Regions from separate parts of the Homo sapiens genome. Here region 1 is linked to region 2. Evidence: read pairs that join two places in POLR2A ChIA-PET (ENCODE). Cell type or tissue: CD4-positive, alpha-beta T cell. All regions are shown on one strand. Links, peaks and the distances in the headings refer to the core of each region. The heading gives the core; the rest is flanking DNA.

Evidence for each region. ChIA-PET counts read pairs that join two places held together with the same protein. Peaks named below come from ENCODE experiments on the same cell type or tissue, not always from the same donor. Only the 100,000 strongest peaks of a DNase experiment are listed, where the experiment ranks them.
Region 1: POLR2A ChIA-PET joins it to region 2 with 12 read pairs; 16 of 35 experiments call an interaction of 5 or more read pairs at or near these places.

What each region holds. Positions count from the first base shown.
Region 1 is chr1:108,698,672-108,708,714 of GRCh38, reverse strand. It overlaps PRPF38B (pre-mRNA processing factor 38B), which reads right to left. Exons shown (of 6, transcript NM_018061.4): 5 at 9,888-10,043; 6 at 5,787-9,553. The coding sequence ends at 8,695. Among named protein-coding and RNA genes, the nearest start is that of FNDC7, 9.2 kb to the left of the region's middle. RefSeq lists an enhancer at 5,113-5,202. In CD4-positive, alpha-beta T cell, for the core only: no CTCF peak of the experiment used is centred there; DNase peaks (open chromatin) are centred at 4,534, 5,084 and 7,054; H3K4me3 peaks cover 1,424 bases; H3K27ac peaks cover 3,625 bases.
Region 2 is chr1:108,641,196-108,651,238 of GRCh38, reverse strand. HENMT1 (HEN methyltransferase 1) reads left to right here. Exons shown (of 8, transcript NM_001102592.2): 6 at 30-209; 7 at 851-1,028; 8 at 2,248-2,944. The coding sequence ends at 2,673. Among named protein-coding and RNA genes, the nearest start is that of HENMT1, 15 kb to the left of the region's middle. RefSeq lists a silencer at 8,501-8,701. In CD4-positive, alpha-beta T cell, for the core only: CTCF peaks have their summits at 7,301 and 7,501 (motif pointing right); DNase peaks (open chromatin) are centred at 4,338, 5,318, 6,178 and 7,518; H3K4me3 peaks cover 1,723 bases; H3K27ac peaks cover 4,489 bases.

The DNA.
Region 1 (10,043 bases), core at 1,405-9,404, 57 kb before region 2:
AAAATCATTGGAGGTCAGGAGGTCAAAAAATTGAGAGGTCTGAGTATTGGAAAGATTGTTCAATGGATATTGGAATCACTAAGAATTATGGCAAGAGTGGTGAAAGAGGTATTGAGCCTCTATTAAACTCTATAATTATTAAAATATTAGGGGAGTATCTATTGGGTATGGATGATATAGACAACTGAGGGACAGTAGATGGTGTAATCTGATGACGTGTTTTATAGGACCTAGGGGATTCAGGAAAGAGAGAAAAACAATGGTCTGGAAGTACAATGATTTTAAAGAAATGAGTTAGGAAAGATAATTATTGTGTTAGCAACCGTCTCTGGCTAATGTCAACTTCTTGGTTGTCAAAATAGGTAATGAGTGTTATCGCTGAACTGTTCCATTGGGAAACAATGCAAATAAAGCGGTTGCTTTTGTAATATGAATTTACTTTAAAGCTTTGAATGACTAAATTTACCAGCTGTCTGAAATTCTCGCTTCAGGAATGAGATTCTGCAAAGCAGTGAATGCATGAATTTTGATACTGAAGGGAATGGAGCTAAGACAACCAAGAGGGGAAATAGCTACAAGAGTAAGTCTATTTACACATTATTAGTGTACTAATAAGGTAATATCAGCAAATTTAAGATTAGTAAATAATGCAAAGGCCAGGAGAGGGACTGAAAATAAAAGATAAAGATAAGAGTCTGGAACGGAAGAGGGAGAAAATGTGAGGATGCTCCACACAAGAATCATCCACTTTCCAGACCACACATGCCTGTGTTGATGCTTCCTGACACCCACCCTCCTTCACTAAGCTCATGCGCACTACTTTAGCTTATGTTACTTGGTGTGCAATTCCAGATCTCAGAACTGTGATTAGTCGGGATTAGGTTTTGCTGAGAGTGGACAGAAAACCTATAACAGTGGCTTAACCAGAAGTTTCTTCCTGATATAAAATAGTAGAGGCAAAGCCTCCAGGAGTGGCGTGGCAATTCTATTCCACGGAGTCTTGAGAGACCCAGGCTCCTTTTTCCTCTTTAGTCTGCCATCCCTAGGAGGAGGCCCTCCTTCTTGGTCCAAGATAAAGTTCCAGCTATCACATTAAAGTTCTAAGCAGCAGAATTCAGTGAGAGGAGATAAAAGAGACTAACGATACATTCCAGTAATCTCTATTGGGGAACAATTGGCAGTCTACCACACAAATGAATGAATAAATAAATGTGATCTGGTGCATAGGTAGATCAGCCAAGGGCAGAATTTAAGACATGTAACGGAAAGATATAGAGAGAGGTGGCCAGGCGCATTGGTTCATGCCCATAATCCCAACACTTTGGGAGGCCAAGGCAGGTGGATCACTTGAGCCTAGGCGTTTGAGAGCAGCCTGGGCAACATGGAGAGACCCCATCTCTACCAAAAATATAAAAAAGTCTCCAGGTGGGGTGGCGTGTGCCTGTAGCCCCAGCTACTCAGCAGGCTGAGGTGGGAGGAGTGCTTGAGCCCAGGGAGGTCAAGGCTGCAGTAAATATGAATATGAAATGAATATGGAGATGAAGTAGGAACTTCAGAAACTAGTAAAGATTTGAAGTGGCCATTGTAGGGGATATCAAAAAGAAATATTTAGGGATATAGAAGGAATGTAGAGTAGGATTAACTCCAGGAAAACATTGGAAACTGCAAGATTTTTAGTGGCCCTAATCCATAATGTAGTCTTCCACCATGCCCTTACATCCCCCTTCTGCCAAAGGCAGACCATTTCCACCAAAAAAAAAAAAAAAAGAGGAATCATATAAAACTTCCTATTTGGGCCCAGCATGGTGTCTCATGCCCATAATCCCAGCATGTTGGGAGGCCAAGGTGGGAGGGTTACTTGAGCCCAAGAGTTCCAGACCAGCCTGGGCAATGCAGTGAGACCCCACCTCTATAAAAAATTAGCCAGGTGTGGTGGTGTGTGCCTATAGTCTCAGCTACTTGGGAGGCTGAGGTAGGAGGATCACTTGAGCTTGGGAGGTTGAGACTACAGTGAGCCACGATCGTGCCACTGTACTCCAGCCTGGGCAACGGAGCAAGACCATGTCTCAAACAAACAAACCCCACTTTTTGTCACAAACACACACCACTTTTTTTCTTCTTCACTCAAATTAAGTAGATGGTATTTTCTTGCTGGTACTAACAAGGATAAACAGATTAAAAACTCAATGTTAGAAAATATCAGGAAGACCCTTACTGATCAGAGATTCCTGGTTATTACAATAAAAGAAACCAGAGTTAGGCTCCTGTATTCCAGGGAAGAGAAACTCAGGCCACCTTAAGAAAAACAGAGAAATTGCAAGGATATCCACTGACCAGACTGGGAAAAAACTAGAAAGCCAGCAGGAAGTGAGGCAGCTTCAGGGTCCGGTGACTCTTTTACATGGTCACTGTTGTAAGACAACTATGCATCTTGTCCACTCTTCTAAGGACTGGCCAATTCTTAGTTTTCTGTTAAAATTCTGAAAGAAGCCTGTCTGATTCACTTACATAATTCTCAACAAACTTCTTGGGCTGAGCCCTTTATACTAGACTACTTCATCAGCCAGCCAAAGGAGGGAGCATCCATATGACTGGCATCATTTTAATACATTGTACCATTCAGGGTCCAGTCCAGAGACAGAAAACACACAGTAATTCCAAGAGGCAAAGTTTGATACAAAGAATTATTAACCAGTAACGGGGTTAACTACTAAAGGTAAAGAGAAGGCTAAAAAAATACAGTAATAGTGGATATAGGGAGCAGCCATTACCTCTAGTGCTGAGGCAGAGGACCCAAGAAAAGAACAAATGTGGGGGACGTGGCTGGGCACAGTGGCTCACATCTGTAATCTCAGCACTTTGGGAGGCCAAGGAGGGAGGATTGCTTGAGGCCAGGAGTTTGAGACCAGCTTGGGAAACACAGTAAGACCCAGTCCCTAGGAAGAAAAATAAAAATCAGCCAGTTGTAGGGGCACCCGCCCATAATAATCCTTCCTAACCACTCAGGAGGCTGAGGCTGGAGGATTGCTTGAGCCCTGGTTGAGTCTGCAGCGAGCTGAGATCGTGCCACTGCACTCCAGCCTGGGTGACAGAGCAAGGCTCTGTCTAAAACAACAATAACAACCAAAACAAAACAAACAAACAAAAAACGAAAACATTAGGAGACGTTCCCTTGCTAGACTGAGATTCAGACCTTGTTGGCGAGGGTGCAGTTGTGGCTTCTCAGCAAATGCTGAGAAGCTGAAGGTTGGAGCTGGAGAGCAGAGGTGTCAACAAAAGTAGCTAGGAGGCCACCCACTGGGGTGCCACTGAGACTTACTGGGAAACCTGTGAGGTCCTGCTGAAACTCCTGGGCAGGTGCCTGCTGGAGCACTAGCAAACTTGCTGGGAAGCGGGCAGGGGACTCGTGGACTTGCGGGGAACTCCCACTTCTCTCAATGAGATGGTACTGAAATTTGCTGGGGGATATATATTGCTGGGTGCTCTACATGCCACTGGCCCCTACACAATGGAGAAGCAAAAAGAAAAAAGAAAACACACCTCTCTGCTGCAGCTCCCTCCAGCATGCTCCACTGACACGCTTAACATTATGCCAGCCGGCAATGGAAAAATGTTTAAAAGGCCCAGCTCCAGAATCACGAAGCAGGGAAATAAAAGGTGGATGTGGAGCTAGAAAATGTATAAATAACTGGCACATCCACAAATCACTGGCTGTCCCTGCACAAGTTTCGGCTAACCCATGGAACACTTCATTCAGGAAATGTTCACCGAACCAGTACCTGGATTGGCTGGATGAGTGTTGCATTTAAGATTTTCCCTCTATTGGTATAGTCGAATATCCAGGACATTGACTTCAAAATTTCTAAATAAGAGGGAAGGAGAAGACAAGAGGTCTTCCCTTGCATTTGCTCAGCAAGCACTGCTTGTTTTCACTTAGATTATATGTTTATTTTGGATGTCAGAGGTTCATAGCTGATGGAATTTGTTGGAGGGCGGGGCAGGGATGTGTGTGACTAATTGCACTGACTCAAGAAACAGAGAAATAATTCAGCTTCAGAATGGCCAGAACAAGAATCAGCCAAGGAAAACCAACTGAAGATTGGTGGACTTTAAGTACCTGCAGATCAGGGAAGCTTATGTGAGGATTTCTTTACAATAAGTAGTTCTTTTTCCAATCCTTGTGGCAAAACCTCAGGGCTTACATGAAATGCTGTAAGGTCAGTTCTCTGTTTATGCAATAGGCTGAAAAAGCACCCCCCACCCCCTAACACACACATCTGGATACATATCTGTGCTACACATTGTGGATCATGATTATGTAAATAGAAATGCTTTGAATATCAATACTCTGAGAAATCAAATAACGGATTTTAAGTCAGCCATGATGCTAACATTTTCCAGTTGTGACAATGGTCCCAATAAATGCCATTTCAGAGGTACTTGCAAAGTACTGTGGGACTTTATAGGGTGGAATGACGGAGGGGAAATTTCAGAGTGACACTACCAAGAAGCGTTTCCTGCCACGTAAAATCATCTCTACTTAAGAGGTCCTATAATTTAGTCATTCAAGGCTGATTTCAGCATTTACGTAATAGAATCAAACTAGGAACAGAATCAACGCCCATCAGTTGGCCAATATCACCTGAGAATTGGTCCACTAGTCAGTGTTTGAGGTTGCACGTTGGCATCAGTTGAAAGATGTACAAACTGCCAGTGGTGGGACCTCATCTCTACTAACCAAAAACTTTATAATAAAGCACAACTTTTAGGGAAGAGAATTAAGTGAATACCATTGTCATTTTTTTCTTCCTCTGCAGCTCTAAGTAAAATAACAAAACAGATACTGCCTTTGCAACTAACTGCCTAAGTACTCTTAGGAACTTAAGTTTCTGGTTTATTAATTCCCAAACACTGTACATCTAAGCATAGTTTTAAAAAAATCAGTTAATGAACAGAACCAAAGTCCTAGGGCAGTTTGTGAGTTCCTTTGAAGTTACACACAAATTTTAAGGTACTTTTTGAGACACAGCCTCCTTCTCTCGCCCAGGCTGGAGTGCAGTGGTGAGATCTCGGCTAACCGCAACTTCCGCCTCCCAGGTTCTAAGCGACTCTGCTGCCTCAGCATCCGGAGTAGCTGGGATTACAGGCGTGCACCACCACACCCGGCGTATTTTGTATTTTGTATTTTGATTTTTTGAGACGGAGTCTTGCTCTGTCAACCAGGCTGGAGTGCAGTGGCGTGATCTCAGCTCACTGCAACCTCTGCCTCCTGGTTTCAAGGGATTCTCCTACCTCAGCCTCCCAAGTAGCTGAGACTACAGGCATACACCACCACACCCGGCTAATTTTTGTATTTTTATTAGAAACGGGGTTTCACTGTGTTAGCCAGGCTGGTCTCGAACTCCTGACCTTGTGATCTGCCCGCCTTGGCCTCCCAAAGTGCTGGGATTACAGGCATGAGCCACCACACCCGGCCCGTATTTTCCACTTTTTAGTAGACATGGGGTTTCAGCATGTTGGCCAGGCTGGTCTCAAACTCCTGACCTCAGGTGACCTACTGGCCTCGGACTCCCAAAGTGCTGGGATTACAGATGTGAGCCACTGCACCTAGTGGGGTACTTTTTTTTAGACAGGATGGTAGCTTTCATCAGATTACTAAAAAGTGGGCCCAGAACTCAAAACAACCATTGCCTTAGAGGAACTGAGGAACTAAATCAGAGTTAGGAGATAAAAACAGGGCAATATTAAAATGAACACTTTATATTAAAAGTTTAAGATTGATGATATACTCGCCCATGTATAGAATTTAATTGCAAATTGAACATTAAAAACAGGCAAAAGATTTTAATACATGGAAAGGTGAAATCATTCCAGTAAGTACAAAAACTGGATGGAGGATGCTTATTAAGCTGTATTAAAAATTTTTTTAAATTATACTTTAAGTTCAGATACATGTGCAGAACGTGCCGGTTTGTTACCTAGATATACATGTACCTTGGTGGTGAGCTGCACCCATCAACCTGTCATCTACATTAGGTATTTCTCCTAATATTATCCCTCCCCTAGTCCCCCACCCCACAACAGGCCCCGGCGTGTGATGTTCGTGTCCAAATGTTCTCATGTTTCAAGAAATGTGAGATGTCTTTCATAGCCACTTGTTTTCCCAGTTTCTTAGGAAGCCACTCTCCAAATAAATCATGCATATATATAGCAATAACTAGCACAATTTACATGTTCTCACACCTACCATAATTTTCCTCAAAAGCAAACATATTTAAAAATCGTAAGAAGGGACTGGAGTGGTGGCTCACACCTGTAATCACAGCGCTTTGGGAGGCTGAGGTGGGTGGATCACTTGAGGCCAGGAGTTCAAGACCAGCCTGGGCAACATGGCGAAATCCCAACCCTACCAAAAATACAAATTAGCCGGGTGTGCTAGCATGCACCTGTGGTCCCAGCTACTTAGGAGGCCAAGTTCGGAGGATCACTTGAGCCAGGGAAGTGGAGGCTGCAGTGAGCAGAGATTGCACCACTGCACTCCAGTCTGGGTGACAGAGCCAGGCCCGTCTCAAAACAAAAACAAACTAAAAACCCACAAGAAATCAAATGTAGTGACGATCATCGAACTGTCAATCGAGGTGATAGTTCTTTCACCTCCATGTGAAGTAATTTAAATTCTTTCCACATTTTACTTAAAATAGTCAGATAAAACATTTCACATGGAACCATATCCAAAGTAGTAGCTCCATAATTTAGGTATGCTAAAAGTAGATTTTCAACACAAGACAAATTTAGTGGCTTTCATATTATACAATAGGTTTTTCTAACTTCTGGGTGTCTATAGCACTAATTCACTTGATGCTCAATTTAAAAGACAAAGGAATTTTCTTAAAAAAGAAAAAAGCATATCATTTTTAGAAGAATTCATTTAATGAGATTTTTCTAAAATGGAGTGGTACATATGTTAAGCCCACATATGGAGGACTCTTGCAAGTGTACTCGTTTGCTCCATTTAACATTTTTGCAAGGTGGCTTCTGAGTGCGCATTAGTTGGCCAGTATAACCAGTGAGATAAAACAAACCTCAATGTGCGTGCCAGGTTCACTACACTGTCAGAATACTGAGTTTTAGCCCTAGCACTGACATCATTACTTTGGGCCTCTATTTTCTTTTCTAAAAAGAATTGGGTGAATTATCTTAAAGAATTTCAAGTCCAAATTTTAAAAAATGCTAACATATTGTCCAAGTAAAAGGTATCCCAATAAACGTCTTTGACATGGAACAAAGTAATCAAATGACACATGTAACAACCACTGACAAAGGGAACTGCCATTATCAAGTATTCTAATAAAGATTATTGATTACCACATGCCCAATCCCAGTCTATGCATTTCTCCAAAATTCACTTGTCATCTGGGCACTAAGACATCCCTGTACACAAAGTGTGACTCTACTGACGTTTCATCAATTTCCACAATATAAATATGCTAAAAAAATTTAACAAATGGGGGAAAAGCCAAGACCCAGGATAAAGGATTTAATCCAGTATTTATTCCACACTCATGATGGTTCTGTAATCAGAATACAAGTTGTAAGAACAATCTATCAAATAATTTGCTGATAGTCTTAAATAATGCAGCACAGCATTACTTTTAATACTCCTCTGTTCTAGATTAAGTTTAAAAACTCAAACAGCAATCTCCATTATCAATAAAAAAAGTTCTGAATTTTAAAAAAAGGACACTATATCAAGCTGTTTCATAATTTAAGGATTTTCCATTTATAAAAATGCTTTGGAAGCTTGAGGCTTGAATCTGTTTCTCTACTCATCTGCCCCACCCTCTCCCCATTACATGTTAGTATAGGGTTCTGCAAGAATGCTAGGCTTTAGACATTAATTTTTTTCTTTAATATAGTACTTTAAAATCTGAGAAAGAATTCAAGAAAAAAAGATTACATGTCATGTATTTTTTCAAATAAAAAAGGAAAACTAAGTGAATAAATTTTAGGCATACTAAGTGTCCCTTTGAGGTAGAATGCTAAAAGGACTTTTGATGAAATCACAGCCTAAAAACCTCTGCATCAGAAACTAACTTCTCATAAATTCTCTCTAAAGGTAACTGTGGAGAATATTAAGTGTAACATATTAACAAGAGCCTTCCAAGATAATATACAGTAGACAAGAATGTTAATCCTACAATGCTGCCTTCTTGTACATTGGCAGCACATACTTCTCCTATAATAGACATCCAAGATCCATTCTCAAAGTCTTTAGCATTCTATTACGAAAAGCACAGCCATGCTAACTTCAGTACACAAACCATAATCCCACACCTACAAAACAAAAATAGATTAGTGGCAGTTTATTGCCTTATACAAATTTAACCAACATGGCAACCATGCCAAAGGAATTAAAACATTTTCAGGACATATGTACAGACTGTACATTTCAAAAACAAACAATAAAAATGCAAGAACAATCTGTGCATCATGTATCAAACTTAACAATTGGGTGAAAACACCAATGCAATAAATGGAATTACAAAGGCACTTCCCTACACGAAAGAGGAAATGAAAATGCAGCCTACAGGGAGAGCTTGAGGAGTGCGAACTACTGCACAATCTCAACGTGGGGGAAAAAAGCAGATTTAATCATTTATAGGATTCAATGTGATCCACTTTTACAAAATATTTTCACACAGTCTCATCTTTGTTTTTATGCTGTTTTTCTTGGCTCTCTTGTTCTATACTTTGGCTCCTTCGACGATCATGTTTGTCTGACTGGTCCTTACTATCACTGTGATCTCGTTTGTGGGAACGTTCTTTGCTTCTACTACGCTTTCTAGATTTTTCTTTGCTGGGACTATGTTCCCGTTTTTTTGATTTTTCAACACTGTCAGTTCTTCCTTGACTGCCACTTCGACTTCGTTTATTTGATTTTTCTTTACTTTCATTTTTATGTTTACTTGATTTCTCTTTGCTTCTACTTCTACTTCGTTTCCCTGCATTTCTACTTCGACTCCTACTTCTGTGTTTCCTTTCTCTGCTTCTGCTTCTACTGTGTTTTTTCTCTTTCTTGGAATCTCTTTTGTCATCTCTGTGCCGCCTATCATCTTTGTCTTCTTTATGTTTCTTCTCTTCTACCTCTCCCCTACTTCTCTGTTCCTTGGACCTTTCTCTTGATCGCTCTCTCTCTTTTTCTCGTTCATTTCCTCTTTCCTTATCATAGTCACGATCTCGTCTTCTACCTCTCTCATTTTCTTTCTCTCTTTCTCGATCCCTGTCCCTTCTATCCCCTTTCCTATCACGACTTCGACTGCGACTTCTATGCCTTTCCCTACTTCTGCTGCGCCTGCGTTCTAACCCCCGGTCAATACTTCGGGATCTTCGCCGTTCTTTCTCCCTTTCTTTGGCTTCACGCTCTAGTCGCTGGCGTTCTTTCTCTCTTTCTAATTCTCTGTCAAAACTAGAAGACCCATGGCCCTCCCGATGATGACTTCTACTTCTTGACCTTCTTGGGGACCTCCGTGGACTCAGAGATCTCCTTGGAGACCTAAGGAAGGCGGAGGGAGAAAGAAAATTTCAATGAATAAAACATATGCAATTCTTTTCACAGTAAAACTTTCAACAGCATTATTTATTCATGTCCTCAAGCTTAAGGCCATGTCAAGAATCATTAAAGCAAAAAATTTTATTGTTCTCATTTACAGATGCATAATTTTATAGAAAAAGCCCTGAAAGGAAGAAAATAATCTTTGGGGGGTAAAAGTGACAAACTAATAAAATGAACAGTAAAAACAAATTCCTAAGAACTTGCTATTTCTCAGAACCATTAATTTTGTATAAAGCATATATGAAAAATAAGCATAATTCAAGAGTGACATTACCTTGAACGTCTGCGTTCAACATGTCTGTCTATTTCCTCAGCACCTTCCTTCCCATCTTTCTTGATTTTTCTAGGTCGGGTTTTAATCTGTTGATCAATATTCTTTTGAACTGGAACTGGAATTCTTGGAAACAAGGTAGAAAACCACTCCAGTTTT
Region 2 (10,043 bases), core at 569-8,568:
TATTATGTCTTTCTCATTAACCATTTTAGAATAGAACATTTGGATTCAGGTGATCTGGCCAGATTTCCTGAAGTGGTATTTGGGTACCTGTCTCCATCCATGATTGTCATCAGCACACCAAACTCTGAATTCAATCCCCTGTTTCCATCAGTGACCTTAAGAGATTCAGATCATAAATTTGAGTGGACCAGAATGGAGTTTCAGACCTGGTAAGTTCAGAAGGGTTTTTGTTTATTTGGGATCCTGTTGGAGTTTAAAATCTTAGGAAATAAATATTGATATACATACATTACCTAAATTGTTTTGTACTTTCTTCCAATAAAATTGATTCCAATGTGTGACTTAGTATGTAATAAGATCACAAAGGAACCATTGCATTTGGGCAAGTGTGGAAAGGGGGTGTGGTTACTGGGCACCTTTTATGTGAAGGCATCTGTAGTACTGGCATGGAGATGAGGAACAAAACAGAGGGAAGGTTTGGGACAGTGAGAATGAGCCTCATGCCCCTCCCCGGGATATCTCCTGAGGCTTAGTCATGTTTTCTGGTGTAATTGCAAACCCAAATGGGTAGTTGGGTTGAGCACTTGTTGCCTCCTTGTCCACCCCTACACCCTGCCCATAATTTTCCTTTCGTCTTCCATATTCTTAGGGTAAATTGGAAACTGACACTATATCCTTGCCTTGACTTCTCTTAGAAATAAATACACTGGTGGTTAGGAATTTGTAACTTAGAAGTATTTATGTTCATTGTATTTTTCATGTTCTCTTTTACTGCTGACCAGAAATGGTTCCTTATTTAACAGTAGCTCTACATTTAGAAAAATGATTGCTGTCCTCGTTTTGGTTTCAGGGCTTTATATGTGGCAAATCGCTATGATTACTCTGTGGAGTTTACTGGTGTCGGGGAACCACCAGCTGGAGCTGAGAATGTTGGATACTGTACCCAGATAGGAATCTTCCGGAAAAATGGAGGAAAGGCAACAGAATCATGTCTTTCAGAGCAGCATGATCAGCATGTTTATAAAGCTGTGAGTATTCTTTGTGAGATAGCTATCAGGGCTAGAGATACATTAGGATGGTGAACTTTTTTGGGGAGTAAGAATCCCCAAAGTAGAGATGAGTGTAAATGACCTTGCTTTGTGGTTCACTCTAGGAGAATTCTTCAGGCCCCATGACTACTGTCCGAGTTAGCCTACGGTGTCCTTTGAGACTGCCTGGCCTTTTGGTGTTTCAAGGCATGTTAAAGGGAATGATCTGCTGGGGTTGTCTTAGAATACTTCAAAGTAGCTGGGTACAGTGGCTCACACCTGTGATCCTAGCATGTTGGGAGGCCAAGGTAGAAAGATTGCTTGAACCCAGGAGTTCGAGTGCAGCCTGGACAACATAGTGAGATCTCCCATCTCTACAAAAAAACACCCAGAATACTTGAAAGCAATAGTTGAGCAACCTCTTTTTGTAATCTGTTAGGATTATCAGTAGTAAAAAGGAAAGCCAGCAGCAGTTTCTCCCCAGCTTGGCTTAGGACATTACTCTTTGAGCCTACAAACTTCTCAGACCCTTTTGGTTTAAAGAGAGAAGAAGAAGAAACACTTCCTCCCCCTCTTTAAAAATTTTATTTAATTAGGGACAGGGTCTTGTTCTGTCACCGAGGCTGGAGTGCACCGGCACAATCATGGCTCACTGTAACCTTGAATTCCTGGGCACAAACGATCCTCCCACTTGAGCCTCCTAAGTAGCTAGGACGACAGGCGTGCACCACCATGCTCAGCTTTTTTTTGTTTTGTTTTTTGTTTTTTTTTCCGTAGAGACAGGGTCTCACTATGTTGCCCAGGCTGGTCTTGAACTTCCATCCTCAAGCAATCCTCCTGCCCCATCTTCCTAAAATGCTGAGATTACAGGTGTGAGTCACTGCACTTACCCACGTTTTCCCTTTTAACTGAACCATTTTTCATTTTTTTTTGCCCTTGCCCCTGTAATATCAAGTAGAAATACTGGGTTCATGTGACTTGGTAGAAACCTGGCTGGGAGACATTGGGCATTAGCATTAGAAAGCAAATCGGATAGTTAATTTCTATGTGTCAGTGATTTGATTCCCATTATAACTGAGGCATTTACGATTAGTAGGATCTGACATATATTCAATATGTACATTTATTCTTACATGGCAAAAAAGTTATTGATGGCTTTGAAAATTTATGTATGTTTATATTATTATACACTTGTAAGTGTTTTGTTTTTTCCCTTCAGGTTTTTACCACCTCATACCCAAGCTTACAGCAGGAAAGGTTCTTTAAACTTGTGTTGGTTAATGAGGTGTCCCAACAAGTGGAAAGCTTAAGAGTGAGCCACCTGCCAAGGCGGAAAGAACAGGCTGGGGAACGGGGTGATAAGCCCAAAGACATTGGTGGCTCAAAGGCCCCTGTCCCATGCTTTGGACCAGTCTTCACAGAGGTTGAGAAGGCCAAGATAGAGAACTCTCCCACACCCTTCTGTGTTGGAGATAAATTTTTCGTACCTCTGCAGAGACTCCTTGCGTATCCCAAGTTGAACCGCTTATGTGCTAATGAAGAGATGATGAGATCAGTCATTGCTGACTCAATTCCTCTGAGCAGTGATGGTTCTGCAGTGGTGGCTGACCTGCGTAATTATTTTGATGAACAGTTTGAGTTTTGAACCATGTTTATTTCCTGAAATTTCAGGGTCTCAGCGATAGTTGTGCTCACTTAGAATTTAGTTTTTTTTGTGTAATCCTAATTCAAGTAATGTTTTTAAAGTTTCACTGCAAAAGTCTATGTTCCAAGCCATTGGACAGACCTGCTTGAGATATGGCCAGACTGCAGTGAGCCCTGAGAAAGATATGAGGGTTTAAAACGGGTGCTTTCCTTTGATTTTGGACTTTTTTGTTTTCTCAAGAATAAAGAAGTTGGATGTGGTAATATGTTAATTTTGAACTTACCTATTTTTTTTGTGTTAAAGCCATGAGTTGATTGTTGTTAGTCTGTTCTCACATTGCTGTGAAGAACTACCTGAGACTGGGTAATTTATAAAGAAAAGAGGTTTAATTGACTTACAGTTCTGCAGGCTGCACAGGAAGCATGCAGGAAGCTGGGGAGGCCTCAGGAAACTTACAGTCTTGGTGGAAGGCGAAGGGGAAGCAGGCACGTCTTATATAGCTAGAGCCGGAGGAAGAGAGCTTGGGGAGGTCTACACACTTTTAAACAACCAGGTTTAATAACAAGAATAGCAAGGGGGAAATCCGCCCTCATAACCCAATCACCTCCCACCAGCCCCCTCCTCCAATATTGGGGATTACAATTTGACATGAGATTTGGGCAAGGACAGAAATACAAACCATATCAATTGTGATATTAAAAATTTAAGAGAAAGTTATCAAATATAGTGTTCAAAACCTTTTCTTTGGGGTAAGAGTAGCTTTAAAATTTTTCTGGGATTCTCTATCTCCTTAATGCCAAATTCTAACCTGTGTAATATTTAGCCTAGAACATCAATAAAACAGGAATGCAGGTGGTTGGAGGGCATAGAAGCCTCTTCATGATGTAATTGCTGTCCATGTTTTGTTGTTGTTGTTGTTGTTTTTTTGAGACAGGGTCTTGTTCTGTTACCCAGGCTGGAGTGCAGTGGCACAATCATGGCTCATTGTAGCCTCAGCCTCTGGGCTAAAATAATCCTCCCACCTCACCTCCTCCCCACCAGTAGCTTGAACTACTGGCATGTACCACCATGCCCAGCTAATTAAAAATTTGTAGAGATAGGGTCTCACTATGTTGCCCAGACTGGTCTTGAACTTCTGGGCTCAAGTGGTCCTCCTGCCTCAGCTTCCCAAAGTGCTGGGATTGTTTTTTGAGCACCCTCTTCTGAGGATGGAATTGGGGTGGTAGTACTTCTCTGGTTGGAATTGGGGTGGTAGTACTAATGGGAGAAAGAAACATAGCTTCACCTCATGGGGGAAAACAGTAGTTTAAATGAGAGGCATTTCTTAGGCACAGGAGTCCAGAGGTAAGCCCCAGGCATGGGAGCTCTGCCACTTTTGGGACCCAGACGTCCATCTTGCATGTTGTGGCTACTTAGTATGCCATCCAGGGACAGAGAGAGAGATTTGAGCTCTGGCTACTACTTTCATATTCTGAAACAGCAGAAAGAAGAGAAGGGACAAAGGGCACACACAAGCTGTCTGGTAAAGCTTGCTGTGGGTTGTTACGCAACACGACTGCTTACTTCCTGTTGATCAGAATGTGGTCTTCAGGCCACACAAAGGGAAGCTGATATATTAGTCTGTTCTTGCATTGCTGTAAAGAAATAGCAGAGACTGGGTAATAAAGAGGTTTATTGGCTCATGGTTCCACAGAGTGTACAGGAAGCATAGCAGCTTCTGCTTCTGGGGAGGCCTCAGGAAACTTCCAGTAATGGCAGAAGGCAAAGGGTTGGGGCGGGGCGAGGCATCTCACATGGTGGGAACAGGAGCAAGGCGGAGCGAGGGGTGGTGCTGAACACGTTTAAGCAGGTCTTGGGCGGACTCTGTCACGAGAACAGCACTAAGGGGATGGTGCGAAACCATTCACAAAGGACCCACCCCCATGATCACTTCCCAGCAGGCCCCTCCTTCAATATCAGGGATTACAGTTTGACATGAGATTTGAATGGGGACACAGATCCAAACCGTATCAGCTGCGAAATACAGTTTTTATTCTGGGAGGTCATGTGTCCACTTGGTCTGCCAAGGAACAAGGGGAGAAGGAACACTGGCAAATAACCATCTGTGCCACAGCTAGGACATCCTGAGCGGTCTGGAATGGGGGCTATGGAGATGCAGAGTTGGTGCCTGGGAGAGGGCTGGGGGGAGTAATTCTCAAGCTGAGTTTCCAAGGGTTAATAATTAAGCAGATGGGAAGGGGATTTGGTGAGGGGGGAGAGAATTGAGGGATTCTGATGAGAACCGTCTTTTAATCACATTACATTGGTAAACCAGCTGTTTTTTCCTTGAATTTCTAATACTGCTATCAGACTTCCCCCATGAATGCTCAAAGGTGCACATGAACAAGAGATTTGTAGCCCCACCCTATTCCTGCTCTCAAAGGCCCTCTGTCCGTCCTCACCTTTCTAGGCCTCTGCAGTTTTCACTCTAGAGTTCCCTTCTCATCATTGCTCTTCTGTGGTAGAGCCAAGGTTTCTAGCCAAGACCAGCCGTTTCTCTGATCTTTCTTGAAAGTTAATCAGTTAACTTTGTTCGAGCCTAATCACTGGAGCCCCCATGTGGAAACATTTTAAGTGCTCATGACTGCCATGGGGGCTGGAGCTGCTCTTCCCCATGGCCTTCCCGCTCTCTCTGCGGCTTCTGTACCTACGTTCTTCTTGAGAAGTTTGTCTTTCCCCCAACCTGGATACAGGCCTTTCTTTGCACACTGAAAGGCTCATTAATACTTGAGGTCAGGGGTTGCCAGACGTGCTTTTGGGGCTAGACAGTAAATCTTTGCAGGTGATCCAGTCTCTATCACAACTATTCAACTCTGCTTGAGTCAAAGCCACCACAGACAATGTGAAAACAAGTGCGCTGAGCAGGAGACAGAGTTTAATCTGCAGTCTTCTTTGAGAGAAGGTTCTCACTGCCACTGCCCACCTCCCAGACTAGATACGAAATCTGCACTACCAGGTATTGAAACCTCCCTGGCCCTTGAGATCTGAATATAATTTGCCTCCAACTCCTATTTCCATAGTCTGGGTAACTCCAAAACTCTGAGACTTCTATGATTTCCTAAAAGCTTACGTTATCACAGCACTGCCTGCCTTCAAGTTCAGTTCCATACAACTGAGATGTGAATCTCAGCCCCTTCTATGCTGCTCCGAGGCTCCTCAAACACATCCCACCTTACCCTCCTTCTCATCTGGCAGCAGCTCCCAGCTCACCTTCCCCAGCTGCCCTCGCTTGCCCCACCCCCTCCCCTCCTTTCCTGTGACTGCCAACCTGCTGCCCCACGGCACGCCCAGCAGTTCAGCTCCCTTCAAGTGTTCTCAGCCCTCAGTTCTGCCAGCGGTTATCAAGGGAGAACTCCAAATAAAGGCAATTTCTTCAACTAGAGTTTGGGTGCCAAGAACATTAAATCTTTATCTCGTTATGCCTGGTCCTGTGGAGACTGTGTGTCGAGCAGTTGACAGGAAGTCAGGGACTGAGCAGTGTCAGCAGTGGCAATGTGGTCTTTTGAAGACTGAGAACTGTGGGTTTCTGCCTTCATGAAGGATGCTAGGTGCTAACTACAGCAAACATGGCTTATCATTATATTTGTGAACCTCGAACATTTGAGACAGGTCTCAGCTAATTTAGAAAGTTTATTTTGCCAAGGTTGAGGACACGCTCCCATGACACAGTCTCAGGAGGTCCTGACAACATGTACTCAGGGTGGTCGGGGCACATCTTGGTTTTATACATTTTAGGGAGACATGAGACATTAATCAATATATGTAAGAAGTACATTGGTTCCATCCAGAAAGGCGGGGACAACTCAAAGCAAGGAGGGAGCTTCCAGGGCACTGGTAGAGGAGAGACAAATGGTTGCATTTTTTTGAGTTTCTGATAAGCTTTTCCAAAGGAGGCAGTCAGATATGCATCTACCTCAGTGAGCAGAGGGATGACTTTGAATAGAATGGGAGCTAGGTTTGCCCTGAGTAGTTTCCAGTTTGAATTTTCCTTTCGCTTAGTGATTTTAGGGGTCCAAGATATTTTCCTTTCACATATATGATGCACATCCTTGGTGATATCTAGAAAAAGGGGACAGCTGGGAATATTGCTGAGGTCTAGCAAACAAGCTGCTAGGAGCTGGAAGTTGGAAATGTGTATAGTAAATGTTAAATACAAGCTTTTGAAGCCAGCAGTATGTGTTAATACCTTTTATCTTGAAAGTTAACAATTCATGTCCTCTATTTCTCTGTTGGGTTCTTAATGTTCCTGCTGAATTGTGTGTACTCTGCCTGCACACTTTTGCCTCCACTGCTGCAACAATCTCATTTCTTTCTACATGCTCAACTTCATCCTGCATGCTAGACTCAAGCTAGAATTAGTCAGATTAAACTGTGATCTGATTGTATTGTCTTACCCAACAACATGACTCCCTGCTCCCACACATCACCCTTGACCCATCAGAGCCTTTGCTTTCACTGAACAGGCTCTGTGTGTTCTCACTGCTGTTTCCCACCTGGCCCTGTACATATGTTCTTTACCATGCTGCCCAAGCAGTGCTTTTGGGTAGAAATCTTCATGGAACTGTACTTAGAGAATTTTTCATTAATCCTACACCAAAGGAAACAATTTTACTTTAAGCAAAATGTGCAATGCTTCAAAGTCTGTTGAAATTATTTCAAATTTTAAAAATTACAAGATAAAAAATGTGTTTTTCCTTTGGTCTAAATTTCATGAAATATATGTGAAATAGGAGCAGATAGGATCACTTGAGACAGGTAGATTTGAACTGAATCAACAGACGTTCAAGGCCAGAAGGTGGCACACTTTTCCTATTTTAAGTAGCTGCACATACTCGCTTTAAGGGTTCCCCAATATAAGATTCAAAAAACAAGATGCCAAAAAAGCTTAGCATGCCAACTTTCTGCAGAGGTTTGAGGTTTTCTGCAATGCATACACTAAGGAAAAACAGTGTTGAAATGGTTTGAAGATCTGCGGTGAAGTCAATTTCTTAAGAAATGGTTGAGGTAATACCTCAACCTAGCTGGGTTATAAATGCATGGGAATGAGGTCTAAACATTCATTTGGGAAATTTTCTGACATTTCCTATTAAATAGGTTCACATGGAATAGAGATCACTGACCCAGGGACTGTCTAAATTTATGCCTGTTTAGGTTTCTTTTTTTTTTTTTTTTTAGACAGAGTCTTACTCTGTCGCCCAGGCTGGAGTGCAATGGCACGATCTCAGCTCACTGCAACTTCCACCTCACGGGTTCAAGTGATTCTCCTGCCTCAGCCTCCCAAGTAGCTGGAATTACAGGCACCCGCCACCACGCCCAGCTAATTTTTTGTATTTTTAGTAGAGACGGGGTTTCACCATGTTGGTCAGACTGGCCACAAACTCCTGACCTCAGATGATCCACCCACCTCGGCCTCCCAAAGTTCTGGGATTACAGGCGTGAGCCACTGCGCCCAGCCTAGGTTTCTTAATTTTCTGTTAAACTTTGTATAATGTGGACTGGATTAATTCCACCAGTGATTTCCTACCTATCATACAAATGGAAGGAAAGATTTCATTATGTGCTGCTACCAGATAAGTGATGCATAGGTACAGGAAGCGAAGTGAAAACAGGTGAAAGAGAAAGGGAAGGACAGACAGAGAAAGAGGAAGAAAGCCACCAGGTGTTGAAGAAAGGTGGGCCAAGTCGAAACAAGAAGGCTGGGTCTGAGAACTCCATGTTGGAGATGTGGGCAGCATCTGAGGGGGCAGATCAGAGTCCTGCCAGGTTCTGCTGTGATCTGGTACAAAGTTATTCTGGGTGATCCTCTGTACTGGGGAGGAGTGTGGAGGTTTTCCCCTAGAGTGTCCATACCCTACTCTGTCCTGACAAGAGCAGGGTGCTTTCTCTTTAGTCATATAACCTTTTTAAATCTGCACTGTCCAGGGAGGCCCTGACAATCTGCAGAGAAGATGCTGGGTTCAAACTGACATTAAACCATAGTTCTTTATTAATATTAAATTGCTATTATAATTTGAATATCAGCAGAGGGACACTGTTGGCATTGTTTTTGTTCTCTGAGGACATTCTGGTCTATGGGAATAGAACAGTCTGTACGAGGATATAGGTGACATAAATACCATTTGTTAAGTGATGATCTTAAACTGTAATAGTGAAAAAATGTTTGTGGGTACATAGTAGGTGTATATAGGGGGTATATGAGATATTTTGATATAGGCATGTAATGTGTAATAATCACATCAGGGTAAATGTGTTTTAACATTTATCATTAATAATGTGAAGTAACAGTATCTGTTACTTCAAGCATTTATCCTTTGTGTTACAAACAATCCAATTATACTTTTTTTTTTTTTTTGAGATGGAGTCTTGCTCTGTCGCCCAGGCTGGAGTACAATGGTGCGAGCTCGGCTCACTGCAACCTCGTCTCCTGGGTTCAAGCGATTCTCCTGCCTCAGCCTCCTGAGTAGCTGGGATTACAGGCGTGCACCACCACACCCGACTAATTTTTGTATTTTTAGTAGAGATGGGGTTTCACCATGTTGGTCAGGCTGGTCTCAAACTCCTGACCTCTAGTGACGCGCCTGCCTTGGCCTCCCAAAGTGCTGGGATTACAGGCTTCAGCCACTGCGCCTGGCCCAATTATACTCTTAAAATGTACAATTAAATTATTTTTGATTATAGTTACCCTTTTTTGCTAGCAAATACTACATCTTATTCATTCATTTTTTTTGCCCACCTCCCACACCCTACCCCCTAACTACCCTTCCCAGCCTCTGGTAACTATCCTTCTACTCTCTTATCTCCATGAGTTCAATTATTTTAATTTCTAGTTCCCACAAATAAGTAAGAACATCTGAAGTTTGTCTTGCTGTGCCTGGCCTATTTTACTTAACATAATGGCCTCCAGTTCCATCCATGTTGTTGCAAATGACAGGATCTCATTCTTTTTTATTGCTGAATAGTACTCTACTGCATTTATGTACCACATTTTCTCTGTGAATTCATCTAAGTGTTGATGGACACTTAGGTTGCTTCCAAACCTTGGGTATTGTGAATAGTGCTGCAATAAATGTAAAAGTGCAGGTATCTCTTCAATATACTTATGAGAGGTGACAGCATGCTGGCAGTCCTCAGAGCCCTCGCTTGCTCTTGGCACCTCCCCTGCCTGGGCTCTCACTTTGGTGGCATTTGAGGAGCCCTTCAGCCCCCCCACTGCACTGTGGGAGCCCCTTTTTGGGCTGGCCCAGGCTGGAGCCCACTCCCTCAGCTTGCAGGGAGGTGTGGAGGGAGAGGCACCAGCGGGAACCGGGGCTGCGTGCGGCGCTTGCGGGCCA